6 separate regions of the Mus musculus genome follow, and all the other regions are linked to region 5. The links are chromatin loops, found by intact Hi-C in ENCODE. Cell type or tissue: gastrocnemius. All regions are shown on one strand.

Evidence for each region. Peaks named below come from ENCODE experiments on the same cell type or tissue, not always from the same donor. Only the 100,000 strongest peaks of a DNase experiment are listed, where the experiment ranks them.
Region 1: a loop joins it to region 5, with 10 times the contacts of the local background. A loop is called at or near these places in 22 of 42 quality-filtered maps.
Region 2: it touches region 5 in a loop (4-fold over the local background); 20 of 42 quality-filtered maps call a loop at or near these places.
Region 3: a loop joins it to region 5, with 5 times the contacts of the local background. A loop is called at or near these places in 25 of 42 quality-filtered maps.
Region 4: a loop joins it to region 5, with 2.1 times the contacts of the local background. A loop is called at or near these places in 14 of 42 quality-filtered maps.
Region 6: a loop joins it to region 5, with 2.8 times the contacts of the local background. A loop is called at or near these places in 6 of 42 quality-filtered maps.

Annotation. Positions count from the first base shown.
Region 1 is chr1:64,735,721-64,739,720 of GRCm38, forward strand. Fzd5 (frizzled class receptor 5) reads right to left here and starts at 2,030. Exons shown (of 2, transcript NM_022721.3): 1 at 1,413-2,030; 2 at 1-1,133. The coding sequence starts at 880. In gastrocnemius, CTCF peaks have their summits at 192 (motif pointing right), 1,877 (motif pointing right) and 3,102; DNase peaks (open chromatin) are centred at 334, 722, 1,477, 2,135 and 3 more places; H3K4me3 peaks cover 3,607 bases; H3K27ac peaks cover 2,732 bases.
Region 2 is chr1:64,715,232-64,719,231 of GRCm38, forward strand. Ccnyl1 (cyclin Y-like 1) reads left to right here. Exons shown (of 10, transcript NM_001097644.1): 8 at 2,900-3,066. Among named protein-coding and RNA genes, the nearest start is that of Fzd5, 21 kb to the right of the region's middle. In gastrocnemius, a CTCF peak has its summit at 2,491; a DNase peak (open chromatin) is centred at 2,488.
Region 3 is chr1:64,720,756-64,724,755 of GRCm38, forward strand. Ccnyl1 (cyclin Y-like 1) reads left to right here. Exons shown (of 10, transcript NM_001097644.1): 9 at 872-1,034; 10 at 2,768-4,000. The coding sequence ends at 2,884. Among named protein-coding and RNA genes, the nearest start is that of Fzd5, 15 kb to the right of the region's middle. In gastrocnemius, no CTCF peak of the experiment used is centred here; no DNase peak of the experiment used is centred here; H3K27ac peaks cover 276 bases.
Region 4 is chr1:64,615,970-64,619,969 of GRCm38, forward strand. Mettl21a (methyltransferase like 21A) reads right to left here and starts at 1,795. Exons shown (of 3, transcript NM_025964.4): 1 at 304-1,795. The coding sequence starts at 450. In gastrocnemius, a CTCF peak has its summit at 1,806 (motif pointing right); DNase peaks (open chromatin) are centred at 1,259, 1,790 and 3,113; H3K4me3 peaks cover 2,672 bases; H3K27ac peaks cover 3,021 bases.
Region 5 is chr1:64,917,028-64,921,027 of GRCm38, forward strand. The region is part of intron 3 of Plekhm3 (pleckstrin homology domain containing, family M, member 3); the gene reads right to left. Among named protein-coding and RNA genes, the nearest start is that of Gm51628, 32 kb to the left of the region's middle. In gastrocnemius, a CTCF peak has its summit at 2,084 (motif pointing left); DNase peaks (open chromatin) are centred at 1,916, 2,090 and 2,234; H3K4me3 peaks cover 1,205 bases; H3K27ac peaks cover 2,120 bases.
Region 6 is chr1:64,788,498-64,792,497 of GRCm38, forward strand. Plekhm3 (pleckstrin homology domain containing, family M, member 3) reads right to left here. Exons shown (of 8, transcript NM_001039493.1): 8 at 624-4,000. Among named protein-coding and RNA genes, the nearest start is that of Fzd5, 53 kb to the left of the region's middle. In gastrocnemius, no CTCF peak of the experiment used is centred here; DNase peaks (open chromatin) are centred at 1,832, 3,022, 3,520 and 3,999; H3K4me3 peaks cover 451 bases; H3K27ac peaks cover 1,254 bases.

The DNA.
Region 1 (4,000 bases), 180 kb before region 5:
CATGGCCCACTACCAGGCGCACCAAGAATCCCAGTGACACACACAGGTAGCACGCAGACAAGAAGATGATGGGGCGCTCAGGGTAGCGGAATCGTTCCATGTCAATGAGGAAGGTGGCAACGGTGGTGGACGTGGAGATGAAGCACAGCACAGACCACAGGCCAATCCAGAAGGTGGCGAATGTGCGCTCGTCCGGGCTGAAGGACGGCTGGTAGCAGGGCACCGCGCAGTTGGGCACTTGGCCGGTGCGCACCTTGTTGTAGAGTGGGTGTGACTCCTTCAGGATGGGCACGAAGGGCTCGCGGCACGTGCACACGGATGGGCCTCCCGAGGGGCACTCGCCCCCGGAAGATGGCGCCCCTGGTGGTCCTGGGAGTGTAGGTTTGGCCGGGAAGGACTTAGGGGACGCGGTGGTGGCTTCGCTTCGGTTATAATCCATACACAGAACCTCGGCGTCGCCGCCCAGCACAGGGAGGCGGTCGCAGCTCATGCGCTCGGGCCAGGCGAAGCCGTACTGGCGCATGAGCGGCGAGCAGCCGGCCTTGGCGCGCTCGCACACGGAACGGCACGGTGGTAGCGGCTTGTGGTAGTCAGGCAAACAGATGGGCGTGTACATAGAGCACAGGAAGAAGCGCAGGTCCGGTGAGCAGTGGATCTCCACAAGCGGCCAGAATTGGTGCACCTCCAGGCCTGCTTCGTCCTGCGTGTCATGGTTGAACTGGTTGGGCATGTGCGTCAGGTTGTAGCCGATGCCTCGGCACATGGGCACCGTGATTTCCTGGCACACCGGGGCCTTGGAGGCGGCCGCTGCCCGGCCCACCAGCTGCGCCAGCAACAGCAGCAGAAGAGAGGGAGGCGCAGACGGGTCGGGTCGAGCCATCGTCTCCTTCTTCCCTTTGCCTCCCGCTGCCTGAGAGGGTCTGCGTTGGCCGACGAATCTGCGGCCGGGGCTTCCCTCTCCGGAGTCTTGAGTGTGACGCCCGGGCTGGCAACCTGTTGGTTTCTTTTTCTCTTAAAGAAATCCGTCCAAAGATAAACTGTTTCTGGAAGGCGCTGCCTCCGCCGGCAGCACTCAGTTCCACACCAGATAGGGCTGGAGGGATGATTAGGGCTCCGACTCCAAGGACAGAACTCTTAAAAGAGAAGGTAGGGGAAAAGAAAAATCGCAACCACTCCTCTTAGAGGAGCGCCAACCACTTGGTCTCCGCAAACCAGCTCCAATCTCAAGATTAACTCCTTTCCTCCCCTCCTCCTAGAACCAAACTTCAGACGCCCCCACCCCCTCCACCCCACTGCCCGCGCCCGCCTCTCTTTTCTGGCCCGGCCCTGCAGGCTGTGCCTGGGGCCAGAGAGCTCAGTCCCCGAGATGGGGGCAGAGGAACCGGGTGAACTGGGAAGACGCGGGCTCTCACCTCGGAGGATCCTGCTGGGCGGCAGATGTCTGCGACCAGCCGGGCTCCTCAGTCGCGCGACTCCGAATCGGGCCAGAGCTGGGAAAGTTTAACGACAAGCTAGGTACCTGTGGCGGCGACACATGGCAGCAGGTGGAGGGCGTTTCAGAGAGCAGGGCGCCCCTCGACCATGGGCGGCGCGGGCCGGTCACTCGCCTTCTCTTCCTTCGGGGCCCCCTGCATGATTCGGGCAGAGCAAGGCAGGGGCAGGCCGTGCCTTCCACCGGCGTCCCGGGGCCGGGACGAAGGGCAAGGGCGCCGGGCAGCACTTGAACTGCGCGGAGGGGTGCGGCAGCCGGAGGGGACCCCGCCACCTCACAGCACAGCGAGCAGCCAGCGCTGGTCGGGCGGGGACTGCATAGTCCGCACCCGCCGCCGCGTCCCGCCAGCCGCTCGCCGCCTCCCCTGCAGGGGGCTCCGCGCTCCAGCAGACTCCGGGGGGCGGTGGCGGCGCTCTCGGGACGCGCCCCGCTCGGCTCCTCCCCCGCGCTCTCGCACTCTTTCGCCCACCTCCAGGGAGCTCCGAGCTGTGCGCGACGGCAGAGGACAAGTCGCGGCCGCAGGCTGACTGCCCTCTCCCGCCCCGCCCGGGTCACCTGCCTCTAATGCCCGCCGGGAGGCCCCGCCCCGGGACCGCCCCTCCCGCCCCCTCCCGCCCTGCCCCGAGCTGGGCCGTCCCACGAATCGCTCTCCGGGTCCCCGCCCACCGCCCCGCTGTCCTGGCCTCTCCGCGAGCGCCCCGCGGCCCCGCCCGGAGCGGGCAGCGGAAGAGCGTCGGCCAATAGTGGACCGGGAAGTTACGAGGGCGGGGTCAATGCTAATGAGTCCTCCCAGAGAACCCGGGCGGGAAACCTGGCCCCAAGTCCTTCTGGAGTTCTCTGCGGTGGTTCACCAGGATGGTGCTCACTTTCCTGAGGGCTCTGTTCTCTGAACGCCGGCTTCCAGGGCCTCCACCAGGCCACCTCTCTCCAGCTGAGTGTCCTTATCGAGGTCTGGCGCTTGTTTAAAGGGATGAGAGGTCAATTCGGTTGTGCCACCTGTCCTCTTTCTAAGCTGCCTTGTGCTAGGTGACAGACGTGCTAGTACTTAATGAGCAACCTCGTGTTAGTTAATCGTTTACACCTTGATACGCGATCTGGATACCGTAGGATTCTGAGGCCAGAACACCTCAGAACTTGACCTACACAGCTGAGCTAACAAGACAGCAGAGACGTTGACAAACTTGTGCCCCTCCCTGTGCGAGCTCCTGGCACACAATAGGCGCTCTGACCTGGAATCCCAAACCAGAAGCTGGGCAGCAGAGTTCACAATCTTTACCACTCACCCCTCCCTTAGAAATATCGATATTTCCCAGGCTTTGCCCTTTTATATATAACAAAATCTTGTCCTTGTGACAAGAGAATGAATTTCTTTCCAGTTTTGGAAGTCTCTAGAGACGTTAGTCCTTAGCAGTTGCGGTTTATAATCCCTGGCAGATCCGAATTTGCCCACAGAGAAAAACTCTTGAACTGGAGCAGTGTACAGCTCAGGGTGCTTGGTCCCCCAGGGTTGGCTGCTGTGCACTCTGGCGAGGTTGAGACCGGATAACCGGGGCGTACTGGGGCAGTGGGAACCGTGAAAAGACCTGCTGCGCACAGTCAACGCAGGGACACGCAGTGGCGCTCTCCTGATGGGTTAGTATACTCCAAGTTTTAAATGTCCCACAAATGCCTCTCTTCTACGAGTTCTAATTAGGCTGGGAGACCGAGGTGTTTAGCATGCTTGAAATTCGTTCACACGCTTATGAAGAGGCTTTAAATTGTAGACTGCTCCTTCACTCCTCCTTCCGCTGGGGGAGGGGAGTGGGAGGGATTTGAAGTAGGGGAGGGCATAGGAGTACTTGAAGGACTCTGAACTGGCCTCACTGACTGAGATCTGTTGGGTTGTTATTGTCTTCTGTGCCGTCTGTACGGGCTGAAAAGCCATCTTCAGTTTATCAGCAAGGCGTTGTGGAGGCTAATGAAACTCCGTGTTTAATCTCAGACATCACAGCTAAATGTTTATAATGTATATTGCTTCATTCCCTAGAATTCTACCTCTTTTATTATTCTATCTCCCTAGAATTTAATCTCTTTAGTTCTTAGTAACTGCTTGGCCCTCGGGGTCTAGAAACATCCCGGGCTAAGAATTATTGGAGGGGTGAAAAACTATAGCACACCAGTCAGATAAGGAAGGACCCGTAGTGGAAAGTATGTCCAGCCTGCCGACATGCCAAGGGAGGCTGCTACACTTTATGTGCTGTGTATGTTGCTGCGATGGACAAGTGTTGGCTAATAATAAAAATTATTTGGAAGTTGGAGAATGTAAACTACTCACACTGGAATTCACCCAGGAACCTTGGGTTGTTCCACTTGGTTCTGCCTAGACCATTACTGTCTTACTGCTCTGTCAACCTTCCTTAACAACAAAAATCTGACTTTTGCTTAGAGATCCCAAGTAGTTACAGTAGTAATGGAAGGGAACGTTGGCTGGGTGTGGTGGCTCAGACCTCTAAATCCAACACTCTATAG
Region 2 (4,000 bases), 200 kb before region 5:
AGTGCATGTTATTGTAGCATTTAGGATTTCACTGCCCCTACAACAGATGCACGGAGATAAGTCAGATGCTTGGCCCTGAGGAAAGGTGACTACCTCCTCCTTTACCATCAGTTAGACTCAGAAGAAGCCATGTGCTGTGTTCATGAGCAGAATCGCCCTGTGGGCACCAGTGCTGTGAAATTGGGTTGGAAAGAGAGGTGGCAAGGTCCTTGTTAGTGAGGGAAGCTGCATTCCTGGAAGAACAGAATGGCCCTGCCTGGCCAGTGAATAGCCAAGACTGCAGAGTGAATTTGAGTCAGAAGTAAAGAATTAAAAATATTTGTTGAAGTGCAGAGAACATTAGCAATGAAAATAGGCAGCCAGCCCTCACAGATCTATCTTCAGTGTTTGAGAGACAAGTCTACTGGGGAGGAGGAAATGCAGGAATGAGTAATAGAAGGCAAGATAAGACACTCCCACAATGGTAAGGCACTCCCACCAGGCAAATGCTGAAAGAGGCCTCAAGCGCTCCACACCTCTGTTGTAGCACCAGGCAGAGGGAGGGGAGAGGGAGGGAGGGTGGGAGAGAGAGAGAAAGAGAGAGAGAGAGAGAGGAGAGAGAGAGAAAGAATGTGAGAGCGAGCACATGAGATGGAAGTCTTGCCTTGAGATGATGTCCTGGTAAGGAAGACCACGGGTGTTTTTGCAGATAGTTGCTTTTAGCCATGAAAATTAAGCATGGTAAAAACAACTGGAGAGTTTTTGTTTTAGATAAATGAGCAGAATACCTCCTTAGAGAAGTGGCATTTAAACAGCAGCCTAACTGCAAAGAGGAAGCAAGAAGCTTAGGTGTTATAGGCAGTGGAGCAGTGCCAGACCAATGATTTTCAACTTTTGGGTCGTGACCTCTTCTATCTCCAAAAATATTTTATATTATGATTCATAACAATAGCAAAATTAGAGTTATCAAGTAGCAGCAAAAACAGTTTTATGGTTATGGGTCCTGCATTAAAGGGTCGCAGCATTAGTGAGATGGAGATCCTCTGGGTAAGTCTGTGATGAAAGAACATTCCATGTACTCAAGGAAAGTAGGATGGCCATGTGGGGGGAGTAAGGACTAAGGGAAATTAGGGGTCAGTCTCACAGGGAGGGAGGTTCCAGGTTGGTTAGTGACTATTGCTAAGTCTTGAGCATGGGGAAAGTGACATTAATTTAGGAGGCTTTTCTACCTGTTTTTGGAGAGATAGACTATAATTGGAGGTCAGAAGAGAGGCAAGTAGAACGTTAGGAAGCTGTACAATGGTATGTGCAAGCAGTGAAAAATGCCCAGGATAGAGATTTGTTAGATTGCCAATAACAGACAGGTGTTGCTTGCAGACTGGAGAAGGATAACAGAGTTTAAGCTTCTACAACCAGGCAGGTGGAGAGGTAAAGAGGTCTGAATCTCTAAGTGAAGGCACTGATGAATGGCTTGGCAAGAGCTGTTTCAGAATAGTGATAGCAGCCAGAGACAGAAACAAGTGGGTGCACTAAGTGGTTGGCTGGAGGTGGGCTGGCATGTTCGTGATCTGCTGCTGAGCTGAGCTGAACAGAGCAACCAGACATTGACATTGAACTAATCTCTGGCTGAGATGCTGTGCACAGTGGAATGGAGCCAGACCCACAAAACACAAGAGTTGGCTTTGGTTTGAAGAAAACCAAGTCCTCTCTTGCAGTGACACAGGACAAGTGTTACTGAGGACCAGGACCTACCATACCTGTCAGTAAGGGCAGCCACGGTTTGCCAGTGCGCCACTGCTCTCTGACTACTTCTGGAACAGCCGGGGTGTCCTGAGAGAAAGATTCATTCCTCAGATAGTTGAGAGTTCCAAGTATGGGGGCTGGAGGATAAACTCATAGAGAACGTGTCATATTTGGCAGACATTTGTGTTTGGGAAAAAAAAATTGAGTTTGAAGAACATTACGAAATCTGAGCCGTTAGTCTAATGACCTTAAAAAAATAGTGATTATCTCTTACAAGTAAATTCCTTTTTTGCCTTTTTTATCTTGATAAAAAGCACTTCATACCATATATGGGCTGCCTTCCACAGCTGAACTTGACATCTAGTTTCTACCAATTAAAGATCATAAATACTTGTTGGGGAGCTTCTCTTGCCGTCCTCCAAACGGGACTGTTTGCATTAGCATAGCACTTGCATTGTCTCTAGGGTGGTCACTAATCTAGAGGAGATTTAAAACCGCGTCAGAAAACAGTCATAACAGGAGTTCAGGGCCAGCCTGAGCTGTATGTATAGTGATACCCTGTCTAACAAAGCAAACACTCATGATCTGCCTGCTTCAGTCTGTGCAGTGATTAAAGGCAAGGGAATTAATGAAATTTCAGATTATGTAAGAGAGAAAATGGCTTTTAGGAAGTGAGAGCAGAGAAGGGGAAATGACTGTGTAAAGGACCATCCTTAGGTGCAGGTGGCTCTGTGATGGCACAGTGCCTGTGATGCTGCTCTACCCAGCAGCCACTGGGAGGCTCTCTTGTCCTAGTTCCACACAGGGTTACTGTGAACTGGGAAAGGTTTAAATAATCTCAGGGTAGCTTGGTTTTTATACACTTAAGCCCAGCATTAGCATGCCTGTAAAATTACATGTGAGAAACTTGGGTTTAATGAACAGCCTGAATCTGCACTGAGCCTGTTTGCTGCTCTGCAAGCATGAAAATGACACCAGTATCACTCACTCTTCAGGATGCCCTTAACTAGTGACAGTCCTTGTTCTGATGAATGGGCCGAGTGGGCAGCTTTAGATCTAGCCTCTTGCTTAGGTAGAGCAGAGTCTCTGAAGACCTGCCTAGGGAAGCACAGAGGAGGCCTGTCATCCACACATTCAGCACACACCATGAACTAAAGCTCAGCTCTCTATTCCTCAGGTTTACTTAGAGAGGCTCCTAACTTATGCTGAGATCGACATTTGTCCCACCAACTGGAAAAGAATTGTTCTGGGAGCCATTCTTCTTGCCTCCAAGGTTTGGGATGACCAGGCTGTATGGAATGTAGACTACTGCCAGATCCTCAAGGACATTACGGTTGAGGACATGTGAGTATATAAGGTTTTGGAATGCTTTCAGAACCATTTTTCTAGTACTCTTAATTTGCTACTATAAAGTTTTACATAAAACTTAAAGAATGTTTTTAAAGGCTGTTTAAAACTCTTGTTTAAAGTTCTTTTTTGTTTGTTTTCCAAGACAGGGTTTTTCTCTGTATAGCCTTAGCTGTCCTGGAGCTCACTCTGTAGACCAGGCTGGCCTCGAACTCAGAAATTCACCTGACTCTGCCTCCCGAGTGCTGGGATTAAAGGCGTGTGCCACCTCCGCCCAGTCTTGTTTAAAGTTCTTAAAACTTTCCACCATGTATGTGTTTTGTTATATTGTATTTCTGTTCAAAAGAATAAGTTAACTAAGCAGCTACTTAAGCAGTGGAAATAGTCATAAAACTACATTCTTATCTCTAACTTTACAGCAGTTCATAGCTTCCATCATTAATTGGTAGGTCTTGTTATAATATGTTTAATAATATGCTTGATAAATTATTTTTCTTGTTGGTTTTGGTGACCTTTGCAAGGACAGCATAGTACAGTATATATGCTATTACTTTTTAAAAGCCTCCTCCCCTTTTAAGGGGCTTTTGAAAGGATCTGCCTGTGTTGATGTCTCAGAGCATCTAGTCTTCTGTAAGGTTTAGCTTGAGGCTGAGTCATTCATTGTCTATTTACTCTTGCTGTCCCCACTTTTAATCTGAGCATTTATAACAGAAACTGTGAGGTACAAAAGTAAAAGTTTTACTCTGCATGTGGAGAGTTTGTTTTTAGAAATGGTCTCATGAGCCAGGAAGCTCCAGGATTCCTCTCAGGCAGTCCTAGAAGCAGCTCAGAGGTTTCACTGGGTTATGAGGACACTCAGCACTTGCCCAGTTACAGCAGCGCTCTGCAGGCCCCAAGCTCACTGAGAGCATAGCCTTAGTGATGGCCACTA
Region 3 (4,000 bases), 200 kb before region 5:
CTCTGTGTCTGTGTCCCAGGTAGGGCAGCAAATGCTTGCAGTTCTTATTCTCTGCACAGGAACCAGATTTGTTTGTCCAGTTCTCTACTAGGTGTAGTATACTAAAGTGGGTTTAGTGTAGCCAGGACATCTGCCTTTGATTTCTCTGCTTTCCAGAATTTAAAATGAGTGTCTTGACTGTCATATTAAGAGTTTGTCACCTTAGTGCAGTATTAAGGTGAGCAGAAACTTGGATTATGCCCTTTTGACATAGCCTTATGTGCTGGGGCAGGGGGAAGGGATTGCCTTTCCCATCCAGTGTAGCTTATGTATTTATTTATTTATTTATTTGAGATGAATCCTTGTTGCCTCAAGAGTTTTTCCCCCTCAGAGATAATAGCGTAGCTCTCGATGGATCCATTTGTTGCCGTGGTGATGTGCCCACTCCTTTTGTTGGCGCTTCTCTACTTCAATAAGCCCCTTCCTGTTATCAGCCCGGTGAAAATGTCTGCAAGTTCTTCAGAGCTAATAAACAGCATACATCATTCCTTTCATCTGCTCACTATAGCAGGCCTTGTGAGTGAGCACGAAGCATGAATCGTACAGCTGCACTAATGGAACTCTGAAGAATGAGCCTGCAAGTCAGCAGCACAGATGCATGAGAGGGCTGGACCCTTCCCCTCCGCCCAAACCCAAGAGCGCTGGGATGTGGAAAGGACCACAAATAGCTGAACCTTATTTGAACATTAGTATTTTAATCCAGCTGGGTAGTCTTCACGTGTTCCAAAATAGAATTTAGAACAATCCTAGAAGCTCTGAATGATACTTTTGAAGATAGCCCAGTTGACTAAAATTGTCCTGTGTGAGTTTTGATATGTTTCTCCTCCTCCAGGAATGAGATGGAAAGGCATTTCTTGGAGCTACTCCAGTTTAATATTAATGTTCCTGCCAGTGTTTATGCCAAATACTACTTTGACCTTCGCTCCTTAGCAGATGACAACAACCTGAATTTTCTGTTTGCTCCTCTCAGCAAAGAAAGAGCACAGAACCTAGAGGTAAGGCTGTGTTCACTAAGTGGGGTTTCCTTCCAGCCACCTGGCCAGCATCTGTGGAGACAATGGAAAGCTTTAAACTAACACATTGAAGAGGGCATTATCTCTTTGGCATCGTATTTTCTGGGCCTTTTATGGTTTCTCCAAGTATCTACATTATATAGAGAGGTAAATATTGCCGCCTCTGATCATAATTCAGAGTCATTTTAATCAAATGTAATGTAGTTTTAATAGTTTCCCTATTGATGGGGTTGGAGAGATGGCTCAGCAGTTAAGAGTATTGAATGCACGTCCAGAGGTCCTGGGGTTCAATTCCTAGTACCACGTGGCAGCTCACAGCTAACTGTCTTTTAATTCCAAGATCTGACATTCTCACACAGATATGCATGCAGGCAAAATACCAATGCACATAAAATAAAAATAATTGTTCCATATTTAAGCTCTGTATTCCCACAAAACCCTTCTTGAAACTTCTTGAAATTATACCCTTAATCACAACTCTGCTTCATTTCACTCAGTTGACAAATTGTCAGGGTTTAGATACCATGACTGTATTAGCATTAGGGGCTCAACTGAGACCTTTGTTAAGAGTGGTAATGGGGCCAGAGAGCTGGCTCAGAGATTGAAAAGTGCTTCCTGTTCTTCTAGAGGATCTGAGTTCAAATACCAGCAGTCACATCCAGTGCTTCACGATTGTGGGACTCCAGCTCTAAGAGATGGATCAAGCACCTTCAGATATCCATGAGTAGCCCTCCCCCTCCTCCCTACCACAATCATAAATAAAAATGTTTTAAAAATGAAAGTGGTATCTTATATAAGGCAAGGTGATATTTCTGGCTTAAAATTTTTAATAAATTTAAATTAGAAATAATAGAAACTAATAAAAATCAGTAAATAAGTCATACCGATTCACATACTTTAGAATGGAACTCCTTAAGGCCCTTAGTAATTTAGAATGTTTTTCTACTATTAAATGTGCTAGTGAAATAACAACTTTATAAATGCTTCAGTCATTAGACTCCTGCCATCGCATACAGCATTTGCCCACCTTGTTAGCCTTGTTTTTAGACTAATGAAAAGTGAGTAAATACTAATTATGTCTGCACAGGTGTGTGCTGTTTAAAAAAAACGGTTACACAAGTAACATGATGATGATGTAAAAACCTGTCAGATCATCTTCTGTGTCTTTGAGAACTGTGCGTGGTACATGTATCTGCAGCTGGCATAGGTGGCTTCCTGACTCACTCTTCATTTACAATTTAAAATAAGGTCTCTCATTGAATCTGGAGCTCACCAGTTGCTAGACAGACCATTGAGGTCCTGGGCTTCTCCTATCACCACTGCCTAGCACTGGGAAAACAGGCATATGCCACTGTGCCTGGCCCCTTCCATCCATGCCAGGGAATGCAAACTCGAGTTCTGCGTGCACTGCCAGCATTTTACTCTCAGGACAGGGGTGTCTCTCCCGTAACTTAATAAAGTTGCCCTTTAATAGGCATTTGAGTCAGGACTCTGGAAAGATTAGTCAGTAGCTGGAAGTACCTTCCGCAAGACAGCACTGTTGCCCTTCTCTTCAGATACCTCATGTGGCTGCATTTGTTAAGAATCTAAAGGATGGCTTAGTATACCAGGAGGTCCTCGCCTGCTCCTTGGAGTAGTTTGTGTTGCTTTTTATTTTGTTTCCTTAAAGTTGCATTCCTTTTCAAACCTCTCTGTTGTTTGATTCCCTTTTCTAGGCCATTTCAAGATTGTGTGAAGACAAATACAAAGACTTGTGTAGAGCTGCTATGAGAAGATCTTTAAGCGCTGATAATTTCATTGGTATTCAGCGCTCTAATGCCATCCTCTCTTAAGAGAGAGACTCGAGGAGTAAGAACACCAGGGACTCCTCATAGACAGGCTGGAGCAACAGCACCTCTCCTGATCAGAGAGCAGCAGAGGTGGGACTCCACGGGATGGGAAGACCTCGGATTCAAGAGACTCTGGACAGTGACTGCTGACTCCATAGGAAAGAATGGGACCTTGTCAAAGCAACAGCTCTCTGTCCTTTGTAATGTAAACGGTTACAGAAACCACTCCACAGCAACAGCGCTGACCACAGATCGTGCTTACCATGTAGGCCAATGGCTGTGAAATATGCGAGGTTTTTACATTGTTTCAATGTTTAGACTTTTGTTTGAGACAGGGTCTTACATAGCCTGGGCTGGCCTCAAACTAAGTATACGATTGAGGCTGTCCTTGAACTCCTATCTTCCTGCCTCTACCTCCCAAATGCTGGGATTACCATGCCTGGCTCAGATTTTTAGACTTTAAAGACACTAACCATATAACTTTGGTTTTTCTTGCCCCTGCCCCACCCAACTGCTGCATATGCTTTTAGAATTGATGCATTTCAGTATTACCATTAAAACATGAGAATCCTTCTCCATTTTTGTGGTGCTGGGAATCAAATTGAAGACCTAGCAAGTGCTTGGTAAGCATTTGACCACTGAGCAACACTCCTCAGCCCCAAACAGGATTCTTAACACTCATGAAACCACCTAGGAGCAGATTGTAGCCTCATTAGGTATTAAAGGTTCTCTCACTGTATCATCAGAGCTGCTAGTCATTACTGGCAATCAGTTTAAATTACCAGAAAGCTGCTGGAAACACTCGCCATTCACGTTGTTCGTAAGCGCTGCTTGCTGGCATTTTGGTGTGTTTGGAGCCATAGAGAGAGAGTGTCCTGTGCTGACCACTTCTGTTGCGTCCACGCTGCGTTCATTTCCTGTTCACTACTAATGGTGCTTCTCATCCTCTGATCTCTTCTCTCTCGTGTGTTAAACAAGTGTATTAAAGATGCTTCATAATGCCAACAACATAGCAGGTCAGTGAACATGATCCCATAGTAAAATACAAGGGGTCCCCAAAATTAGTGATTGCTTCACACTTACTGCCCTGTGGGCTCTCTGGGGACACTGCAACAGAAG
Region 4 (4,000 bases), 300 kb before region 5:
GTCTTCCGGTCCTCACTGGGCAGCTAACTAAGTCATTTCACTTCCCTCAGCTTTGCAAAGTGCAATGTATGTAAGGGGGCAAAGGGAATGCCTGGTGGGCAAGGAGATGCAGGGACCATGAAAAACTGTAAATAATGTAATGGGTGTACTACCATGGATGTGCTGAACCACCCAGTGTTTTTGCAGACTTTACATTGGTGGAGACTATATATGAATCATATCTCAATAAAGCCATCAATTTCCTTTTTAGAATACAGTCTTGCAACTGTGGATGTTTTCAAAGGCCCTGCAGTGCTGACTTACCGCATCCCACACCACTGCAGCAACTCCCAGTTGCCTCCAGTCCTGACGGATCTGGATGGTGTGGTTCGCAAAAGAGAAGGTGGCGAGAGGCTTATGGAATTTCTGGAGCCCTATTGCCGCGCTCTCCTCATAGGGTACCAGGGCCATTTCTTCTGTCTATCTCTGCTGAGACCTGTCATGCAAAAAGAATCCTGAGTGTCACCAGAGTCAGAAGTTGAGTGCTGTATCTTACTTAAGTAACTTGGAAAAGCTGTTGACGTTATTACAAGTTCAAACTAAGAAATAGACTGAGGTGCATCCAATTTCTTCAACAGCTTTTCCTCCGAGACTTGAGGGAAGTGAAAATTGGCTCTGAATTGGTGTCAACTAATAACTCTGAGGAGGAAACGCCTAGAAATCTCTAACTACTGTGGCACCCTACAGGCTCCTGTTACTACTTGGGCATTACATAAAGAACGGTACACGAAGTGACAGTGACGGCCCTGGGCACCTGATCTGTCTGGACCCAGCTCCCACATTTTTGTTTGTTTGGTCCGCCAACCTACATCCTCATGTTCAGCTAGGACAAAGGAGCCAAATGCGTACTTCTGCTAAATCCTAAGGGTTCGCCCTGCCTTTTGACCCTAGAAGGCTCCCTACGGCAGAGTGGATGGAGTCACCCTGGGGGCTGGAGCGGACAATACTGGCGGACAACCCGCGGGACAAAAAGCACGTCCCGCACGACACCCGGGGGCCACAGATGCGCTTCCCTCGCGCCCACGAAAGAGTCCCGGGAACCCAGCATGGTGGGAGCAGGGCTCTGCAGAGACTCCTTTCGGACCCTCGGGTGGAGGCTTGGCGCCCACACAGCCCGCTGGCCACCCTGCAGTGCCTCCACGTAGATACTCACGGTTCCGGGAGGGTACCCGAGCCGCGCAAGCGCACAGCCTTGCCCAGTCGCTGTGCGGAGCTCCTCCTTAAAAGGCTGGATTGGCAGAAGGCGGTGGAAGCTGGTTCCGGGAAGAGAGACGCGGGTTTCCGGTCCCCTTCCCCGGTACCGCCGCTTTCCCCTGGCCCGTGCTGTGTAGTTCCTGTGAGGCCCTACGGTTTTGGGGCGCCAGGGAGGGCGAGTGCACAGGGGCGTGGGGTGCCTTGCATGGGAGAAAGGCCGACCTTAAAGTGGACAGTTAGTCGGCGACGTTGGCGCCCAAGGATGCGTAGCGAAGTAGAGAACTAAACGTAGTCACCGCGTTTGGTGGCAGTGAAGTGGGAGAGAACACTACCGAGCATCCCTAACCACGGCGCGGCTGGGGAGTGGGCGTGCGACGCCCAGGCCGGGTTTTGAGCCCGACCACATGCGCTCGGGCGCTCGCGTCGCTCCACGCCGCCACTCTGCTGGCCGAAATGGACGCCTTTCTAAATCCTGGCCGGCAGCCTCGGCTGCAAACTCCATCCCCGGACCTGGCCACCCAAGGGTCTCCGCGTGCCGGACCCTGCCGAGCCGCGACCGCCCTCGCCTCTCCCGGCCGGCAGGGGGCGCGCCTGACCTCCACATTCCAGCACCAGCTGCGGGAGACTGGGGACAAGTGGCCTGCAGTAAACTGGGGACCAGTAAGAGCCCTTTCCTCAAGTTACTGAGTTTCCTGTTTGGGTCTTTTCTTCCTCCGTTTTTTCTCTTAGTAAGTTTTCTCCTTACTTGCTCCATGGCTTTGTGCTATCTCGGCTTCTCAGCTTCCCCTTTTCCTTTTCTTATTAAAGCTCACGTTTTTGCGCTAGAGAGAGCTAATCCGATTTCATCAGTGAATACGCACAAGTGAAAAGACCACACCACGTTGATATGTAGTTACTAGAAGAAGAAATACCTTTCTTCCGTGTGTTTTCTGTTTTATTTCTTTCTTTTGGGGACCTAAACTAGGCACAGGAAAGTGTAGACTTTGGGTCAGAAAAACATTCAAAAATGTAAATGGGTTGACCTCCCCAGATTCCTGGGATCTAGCTAACCATTCTGTCTCCCTATTCTCCATCTTTCCACTGAAAATGTATACACACACAGGGGAGGATTGCATACATATGTATATGACTTTAAAACTTCCCCCAAGCTCTCCAGCACACTGCCAACAAGAGCATTTGCAACATTACATTTACTTACCGTGTTCCTTTTGCCCCTCCTAGCTCCCAGAGTTGTAATTATTGCCGACTTGCTTAGAAAGGGCACACATCCGCTTAGGAAAATCAACATCTATAGCAGTGTAGACATTAAAGAGAGCACAAACAGAAACCACTGGTGAGCCTCTAAATATCTGAGAAGAAAGACTTGTTTAATCCTTGGGGGAGAGAGTAATGAGCATTTGATAGAGTACATATTTAAGTGCTCAGCCTGCTATATGGCTGTCTTTAATATGCCCAGGGATTTTCCTATCCTTAGTTCATACTTGACCATACAAATTGTTCTTACCATCAGAACGTGGGTGAAAGAGCCCCTCGCAGCTGGGTAGTTGCTCCTTTCTCACTATCCCAGGGCTTTGGTTTGGTTTAGTTTAAAACAGGATCTCTCTTCTCTACATAGCCTTGTCTGCCCAGGAACTCACTATATATGTACCAGGTTGGCTTCAAACTCAGATGCACCTGCCCCAGACTGGCAAGTGCTGAGATTACAGGTTGTGTGTCACCATGCCTAGCCAAGGCTTGTGTCTTAACATCCAGGCTCTCTTTAGCACCAGGTCCCCGGTTGGAGCTTCACAACTGAAACAGGAGTGAGAAAGAAACCTTTGTAATCGTGGAGAACAGAGCGTGCTGCAGCATTGCTTAGGTGGTACCACAACGGGGGGTGCTAACAACTTGGGAGACTTCCAATGTGAGTGAGGTAGAGGGGCTGGAGAAATGACTTAGTGGTTGAGAGCGCCTTTTGCTCTTGCAAAGGATGCAGGATCAGAACCCAGCACCCACATGATGGCTTACAAAAATCCAAGACTCCACCTAAGTGCCACGGACCCAGTGTCCTCTTCAGTCCCCTGTATGCACAAAGCACACATACCGTAAACATGTATGTGCCCTCAAAAGATTCATACAAAATTAATGAGGTACATGTTTTAGTGTGACTGTTTGGCAAGGTAGGAATTCTTTTGGAGACCTTCAAGGCTTGTAAGATCTTCCTCGTCCTCTTGACTCCCAGGTGTCATTGTCAGTTAAGAGGACTCGACTCCTTAACCACGTTGTACCTCTAAGAACAGAGAGGACACTTCACTGGCAGCCTCCCTTGGTTTTGGTTGTTCAGTTTTCTTTCAGGCAGGTTCTCGCTCTACCGCTTGGCCTTGTCTTAAACTCATGACAATCCTCCTGCCTCGGCTTGCTGAATGAGATGTTGATGTGTGAGCCAACAACCCTGGCCTTCCTTTCAGTTTTTCTGAGGATATGCAAAAGGGTCTACTTTTTGCATTGTCTGGGGTGATTCGGAAATATATCTAAATATAACGATTGTGCTTTTTCCTTATAGAAAGATGCCCTGGGCTCCTTCCTGTGGTCCTTTCCTGGGATATGACAAAACAGGGAACAAGCTTGGTTCCCTTCAGACATGTAGCCTCCCTGTGCCCCTTCACAGAGTGATGGCTGGCTGCCTTCCTGCATACTCAGGGTAGGCTACATACAAATAGGCCAGAGGTAGTTAGCTGACAGTGAAGGAGTTCAGGGAATGCCACACTGAAGTGCAGAGGCTGGGGAT
Region 5 (4,000 bases):
ACTAATTTGTCAGGCTGAACAAAGAGGGGATTTGTACCTCCTGTAAGGTCTCAATTAGGAATGGCTTCTGCTGTATTATGTGCCATTCAGAAGAGACACAATGCCGGTAATTACAGGAATTTGCACTAAATGGCTGAAGAATTCACAGCAAAACTTTTCCCCCCTTTGAGTTTACCCCTCCCAGGGCTGCAGGGGAAGAAAAAGGAAAGCAACAGCTCTTGATGCCAGAGATGCACAGTCACCAACAGCAGTCCTCAGAGGTTAAACAGCAGCCAGGGAACAGACCATAAAACCGGCAGAGGGAAGCACCGGAGGCAGCCCTAAGCCCACTCTTGGTCCCTTCCCACATTCAACTTCAGTCCCACTCATGAGCACTGCCCTAAGTGGGCCATCCAAATCACACCCAGACTACAGAACAGTCTCACGAGGAACAGTTTTGAAGGTGAGCACTGCATCCCTGTCACACCATATAGTCACAGGCTCTTGAAACTATTGTACTCAATTGCTAGGTTTCTTAATTGCTGGAAACTTAACTGTGTGCCCCAAAACCAAGAAAACGATGTATCTGCTGAGTAGGTACACATGTCAAATTCCTAAAGAAAACAAGCATGTTTTAATCTAATGTACATGGCAGTTATGAAAACCAAATTTAGAAACACTTATGGCCATATACTAGATATTTTAATAAACTGAACAATCACCTTTTAAGCATTAATATTTTTAAATCACAGGTTCCTTATTGTCAAATACAATGCTGAATTCCAGCCTGTGTTTCACTAAAGAAGCACACCTCATTTTCTATCGTAGACGCTTTTGACAGAGGCCATAGAAAAGCATCCCCAAATAACACTTCTGCAGCACCTCGCCCAGCATGCATTGCTCTGCTCAAGAACTTTCTGTGACGTCATGGTCAAACATGAAGTTCATCTGCATTGAGTGCCTTTTTTATAGTCCAGAAATGATCTTCTACAGTCCTACCTGGCTCTACCTACCTCTGACGGCTCGGGGATCTGGAATGTGGCTGTCACATCTGTGAATCTGGTCGTGGCTGCTATTTGGCAGTTACCAATGTTATTATTTAATATCTAACATTCCTAGCTGCCTACAGTCTAATGAGGGAAGGGGTTACGTCCACATTTCTAACACTCTGACCTCAGGCACAGCCATGCACTTGGCAAGCAGAGAATAAGCAAACGAGCACAGGAATGGGTTCTCAGCCGTCAGGAGGTGGGACTGGAGAGCTCAGGGGTCCTCAGGAGACTGGCGTGAACATGGTTAGCTTTCTGGAGAGCTCAGGGGTACCCAGGAGACAGACTTGAACATGGTTAGGCTTCTGTAGCAAGGGCTTGCTAAGCAGCCACGGAGCTGGAAAGGAAGCTATGCAGCTAGCACACACAACTATCCTAAGTCTAAGCATGAGCCAAGAAATATGGAGTTATGGCTCCCCATATAGCTTCAAAACCATAACCTCAGGCATCCTGGTATGGTCATGCTCCATTTTCTCTGTAGGAACTGTTTAAAACTTAAGAGACCTAAGAAGTCTTCACTTAGAGAAAGAATTTAGTGAAACAGGACCAACGGTCCATATTTTATATATGTAAAAGCCAATATTTGTAGCTCCTCTAAATAGCAACCAAATGACAACAGAATTAAGAGCCTACTCAGTGCAACCTTATTCATCCAAAATATTTAATGGGGGAGGGACTAAGTAAACATTAAAAACTTAACAGTCTAAAGAGATACACTAAAGCCATGAAAGTCTGTGAATTTGCTTCTCAATGAGTGCATGAAGTCCAATGTGCTAAACTGACTGGCAGCCTGGAAGGCAGACATGCTAGTTCTCTAGCTGCTTTTCCACCCGGTCTGTGTCATCAGCACACAGTTACAAAAAGCAAAGCAAGTGATTTAAATCACCAATGCTGAGAGAAGCATGGATCCTTAAAAGGGCCATCTGCTATAGCAACCTCTTGGACGACTAACAGCCTCCCACTAATTTAAAAAACATTCAGGTTTGTATAACAAAGCTTTTTCTTTTCTTTTCTTTTTCTTTTTCTTTTGAGACTCTGCCCCCTACAGGACACACAGAATAATTCCCAACCTGAGGCAGAAAAACAATCTTCCTGGTTTAGCACTGGGAACGAAAATGCCTGCAAACCACATATGCTGTAAAGGGAGTGAACTGGTTTTACTCTTGAATGCAGTACACTGTACGTTACACACTTACAAGTTAGCGGTCTCTCTGAGTTAGAAACGCACCTGCACCCCATCGGACTGCCAAGCCGAAGCATGAAGCACCAGCTGCGCAAGCGAGCAACCCAATTCCACTTGTAACCCTGTGCTGAGCTCCCTGCTCTCCGTACTCAGCTACCCCCAACAGTCCAGATTTATCAAGCTCCAAATTTAGACAGCCAAGGGATGCGTCGTGTCACAGGGAACTGGGTGACAGACACTGCCAGAAAGGTCTGCTCTCACCCATTATGTAATACTTTCCCTCTTCTTCGCTTCCTTCTTCGGGCCTCGGCTCCTCGCTTTGCCTTTCCCTGTTTTTCTCTCTCCAAGCTTTAGTTGCACTGGGCCTGCTCTCCAACACTCCCTTTACTCAATGCAATGCAACATATGGGCAATGCATGCTCCTTCAGGAAGCAAACTGAGAGACAGGTGAGAAGTGTTAACTGAGTGGCAGCCTTCACAGCCCACGCAGGGCTTTCTTCATTCTCTTACTATACAGTCTCTTAAGGCAGAGACTCCAGTGACTAACTTGAGAACAAGGCTGGGCTAGTCTCCTATTTTCCAATTACAAGGAATTTATGGACTCTATCAGCAATCTAATGTCACACAAGTAAGTATATTATGAATTCAGGATGCCTATCCTGTAAGCAATTAGTAGAGTATTACTGAATGCCTGAATTCCAAAATATAATAATATAGGCACCAAAAAAACACTGAAATGCTAACAATTTCAAGAATAAGTAAAATAAATAAATGACAAATTAAACAAACCAAAACTACTAAAGGTAGTATTTTCTTATCAAAAACACTTCCAAAAGTAGTTAACTGGTTCAGCACAGGTCTGCTCTTGTCATATATACAGACACACACACATTACCTCCTATGGCTTCTATGCTGGCTCTCAACGTGTTTTTGTTTTCTGAGACAGGTTTTCATGATCAATCCTAGACTGGTCTCAAACTGGCAATCCTCCTGCCTCGAAGCCTTCCCAGTGTTAGAACTACAGGTGGCACATCTGCTTGTGCTGGTATTTCTGGCTCAGAGTTTCCCCTTTTGCCATCCTCACTGCAAAGTTCCTATGCACAGTCACTAAGACCCTCCTTAAAGTCCATTGTTTTCCGATAGAAAGGTGGCCATCGTGACTCTAGTGAATTTAAAATGTAGGTTTTCATTCTGACCATCACCATTTGCTTTTTTCAATGCAGGGCAAGAACAGAGCATAAACTCTTGGCTGGTGGTGAGATCTTTTCACTTTTAAACGCATATTTATAAGTCTACAATGCTTGAATTAAAAATTTCTCCATCAGGCTTCCAATTAAGTCTGTCTTTGTGGTAAGTTATCATCACAAATGAAAGGGAGGTAACTTTAATTTAGCTTAGTAGGTGAACAAATCTGGTTTAGGGGGAGGTCTTTTCTCACCTTTCTCTTCCTATTTCAGTGTTTGTGAGAGGCGAGGAGAATGGGGATAAAGAGGAATAGCACTGTTGAAGAGCTCTGAGTGAGGTCCACTCTGTCAATCTTACAGTGTTCCAGGGACACTGGGCTTCTTCCCCTCCTATCTCAGCAGTCATCTGCTCTTCACCCTCTTTTGGCCATCCCCACGCTGTCCTCAATACTGACTTTATAGAGTCTACTGGAACAAGATTTGACAAGGTCATGATCAATTTCAGCTGCTAGCTAGGAACAACATTTGCCTTGCCTAAGGAATGTCAGTAGTTAGCTGGGATGCAAAGTTCTGTCATGAAACAATCTGTGACATGCACAGTTACA
Region 6 (4,000 bases), 130 kb before region 5:
AGACACTGCTTCTTCCACACGTTACACCTTTGTCCTCCTTAGCCTTTCTTGTCAATTTGACACAACCAAGAGTCACTTGGGGTGGGAGTGTTAACTGAGGGGCTACCTACGTCACGTCTAGATTAGGTTGGCCTGAAAACTCTTTCCTCCCTAAGAGGCTTCTACCACAGTGTTTATCACATCAACAGAAAGCAAACTCCGGTAATATTTTCTGTAAATGCAGAAAAGGCTGAGAACACTATAAGGTTATAAATCCAGATGTAAGAGATATTTAAAGCACAGCAGGGCTGGAGAGATGGCTCAGCAGCTAAGGATGCTTGCAGCTCTTCCAGAGGACCTGGGTTTAGATCTCAGAACCCGTATGGTGGCTCACAACCATCTATAAAACCAGTTCTAGGGGAATCCAATGCCCTCTGTTGAACTCCTTGGGCAACAAGCATGAGTGTAGTATACAAACACACAGCAAACCTCTCACACACATCAAACAAAAAGGTCTTAATCCCCCTTCTTCTACAAAAGTAAATAGCCCACTCTCAATAGACCTCAAATCTTGATTTTGCCAAGGGCTCACTTCCCCATTTCCTGAAGATTTTTTTCTTAAATAAAGCTGATATGAGAGAAAGTACTTCCATTGTCATTTATTGAGAGGGAGAGAACTTTATACATTAGGAACAGGTGCACTTAAATTATTGTGACAGATAAATGTAAAAAAAAAAGAGAGAGAGAGATGTCCTGTCAACAGCACAACTTCAATTTTATACTATTACAGTTACTAGCTTTAAAAATAATGTAAACAAAAATATGGATAAATTAACCAAAAAAGGCAATCAGATCCAGACAACAGGGACCACGTAAACTAGCACATTAGCTATTGCGAATAACTAACAGAGAGAAGGAACAGCTCAAAGGCACATCCTGATTGCTTCTGTACCGCATGAGCAGAAGGAAGGGGAATGACTCGGATCTGAGCTAGGAGCCCGAGAACGAGCTATACAGGACCATCCACGTCACACACTCTTGCTCTTCACCTGCAGTCTTGGCGTCCTCCTCCCTTTATCATTCCTTGGAGACAGGTAAGGACTGTTTACAGTAAGAGCCGGACAGGTAACCAGAGGCAGAGCTCACTGCAATGAGGGCCTGATCCGGTGGCTTGGTGGACTGCCCCGGCGAAAATAGGGACACTGTCATCCACACACATCCCCGAGGCTTCCCACCTTCTACGTGGAACACAGGTGGCAAGTAAAGAGAATCTTTATACAATAAAGGAAAAAAATCCTCCTGTTGATGTCACTTCTGAACCTAGTAAAGACTAAGTTCACAGACTTTGTCATTCACTTCTGCATAGCTAGTTTTCTTTCTTTCCCCATTGACTGTGGTGACATGACATTCCCCTGAGTTTGGTTAATGAAAGCAAGCAAACAAAGAGTGGCTGAGAAACATCATAAAATAAAGTCAAAACATTGTATGATTATGCCTATTGTATTTCCTGGTAAAAGTGCCAATGGCACCGAAGAAACTGATGTTTCACTCAGATAATGCGTTTGCAATGTGAATCCCTTTACTTGTGAAGTTAAGGCACCAGGTTAAGCAAAGGTGGACGTGCATCTCGGAATACACAGGCTCCAGGTGGGCTGTGTACTGAACAAGAGCCAGCAGGGAAGCGCGAAGGGATCCATAGTTGGTTGAAGGGTCCTGCAGGCTTCAAGTGGGTCAGAGACTAGACTAGACTATAAGGCACTCCTACAGGGAGATGAACCGGTGGGAAGGAAGGGCCGCTGGCCAGTTGGTCTCTAGGTGGTTTATTAACATGAGCCTCAAACCTGGCCCAGGGCTGAGGAAGCAAGCAGGCAAGGCAATCATGGGAGGGGACAGGGCTGGGTTACAGCTTCCAAGGCTGGCCAGATGGGCCCAACTGTGGAAGAGCTGTCCTAGGTGTCTTGTTCATCTGGCCTGGGAAACAAGTGGCTTCACTAGGGAGCTTTCTAAAACGACAGCAGCCAGCGTCTCTTTTCCCTCAGAGCAGAGCCCTAGCAGAGCAGCCTGGGTCCCTCTCACTAGTGCCTCCCATCACATCAGAGCCTACTCTATGGAGACAGTGCTACATGCCATGGTCACCAGGAACCCATCTTACATAAAACACACTGGCAAATGCTGGAGAGGCTCAGCTACATTTTCCCTTTCACCCAGAGTTTTACAGTGATGTAGATTTTTTTGTTTTAGCCCCGCACCCACTAAAACATACCAGAAAACAAACAAACAAACAAACAAACAACCTCAAGTCAGAGAGTTTTGAATCTAAAGGACAGAAGTGCCTACAGAGAGACTACTGGGTGCTAAAACTTAACTGTTAAGAAACTGTCCCTGTGACAGAGATCAGCATTGGTTAGATTAGCTGAGGGGTTTACTCACGTAGCTTGTAGTATGCTGGGGTCAGGCGAGTGGGACAGGCAGAGCAGTGAGCCACGTTCCTAATGCCCACCACCACTACTGAGTCAGTACCAAGGAATGGATGACAAGGGCCAGAGGCTCCAGGGAGAAGTGGCCAAGGAAGAAAGGGCTAGCTTCTTTCCCCTTTGTCTCAAATTCCTGACATCTCCACATTATTTCAGAAGATGAAAAGTCATGTAGAAAACTCCCAAAACAATATTGCACACTTCCCTATTTACCATAAGAAAAACCAAATCAAACAAAATAAAATAGTCTGTGTTGGGAACAGGCAGTATTCCAACTAAGGGTCAAAGCCTAATTTCTAATCTGACTATTTCAGCAAAGCTTGGGAGAAGACCCAGAGCTGATCTGCAGGGTGAGAGGGCAGAGCTCCCCTGAACTAGCAGCAGAACTTTTCTCTACTTCCTTGCTGGCAGCGGGCTTTGCTCTTGGTGCTCAGGGTGTGTGGCATTACTGTGGTCCTGTATCACTGTGCTCCTGCTATCATAGGTAGTTTGTGTCTGGAGATCTCTGGGCCACGGATGGAGAATGAACTTGCAGGGCTGCAAGCCAAGCTTCCTGGAGGAGTTGCAGAAAGCAATCTGTCAGTGCTCATGTGCAGTGTGCACACATGACAAGCAGAGACAGGCCAGACCTCACCGAGGGTGTGCTGCAACTCAGCCACAGTGACAGAGTGACACAGACACCTTTGTTTTGGGGCAGCTGAGGGGAATCACAGCACGGGGCTATTTCAGACTGTATTGGAACCTTCGAATCCCGAGGCACTGTAATCACACACTCCTTTTTTTTTTTTTGGTAGAGGCCTATTATAGAAGAATCAAGAAGCAGTTAACCTTTCAGCTCATCAAATGTAAAAACTCCCAAAAGATGGCTGTTATTCAGCACATGAAGTCAGGGGGAAGACAGAGTTTGCATGGTTTTCATATAAGGCTGTGTCCAACTTTGGGAACAGGCAGCCCTGGAAAGAACTCCTCTCCCATCAGAGCTGACTGCCTTTGGAGCACCCTGCAGCCTTCCTACTGCGGTGCAAATGCAGGTCTATTTTAGGAACTGGTTTCTTAACGGTGGGGTTGGGTGCCAACACTTCCCCCGGGCTGGATGGTGTCACACATGAGTTTCTGGCACTAGCAGGAGGGAATTCTTGTGCTACACCAGGGAATGGCTGTTTAGTGAAAAGCCGTTCCCTGGGCTTTGCAAGCAGCTCCAGGAGATTAATGGACCGTTTTCCATTATGCTTTACGTGTATGGTATTTACTGAGATGAAAAAAAAGGAGGTGGAAATGCACAGGCTTGCTTTTGTTTCGATGGTTTCTAAGCAGTGGAACAACTACCTAACACTGCACCAAGTCATTTGTTAGACCTGAAAACAGTAAGGGCCTTCATGCACTCTGAGACATTCTGGGCTGAAAATAGCAATTTTGAATTTTCATGGCAGATCCAACTCCTGATCTGGCTCCACGGTGTCCTATCAGATTCCGGTGGTGGTGGCAGAGAACGCTGTTGTGAGTCCTGAGCGGGCATGGACCATAGTGAAAACAGAAGTAGCAGGACA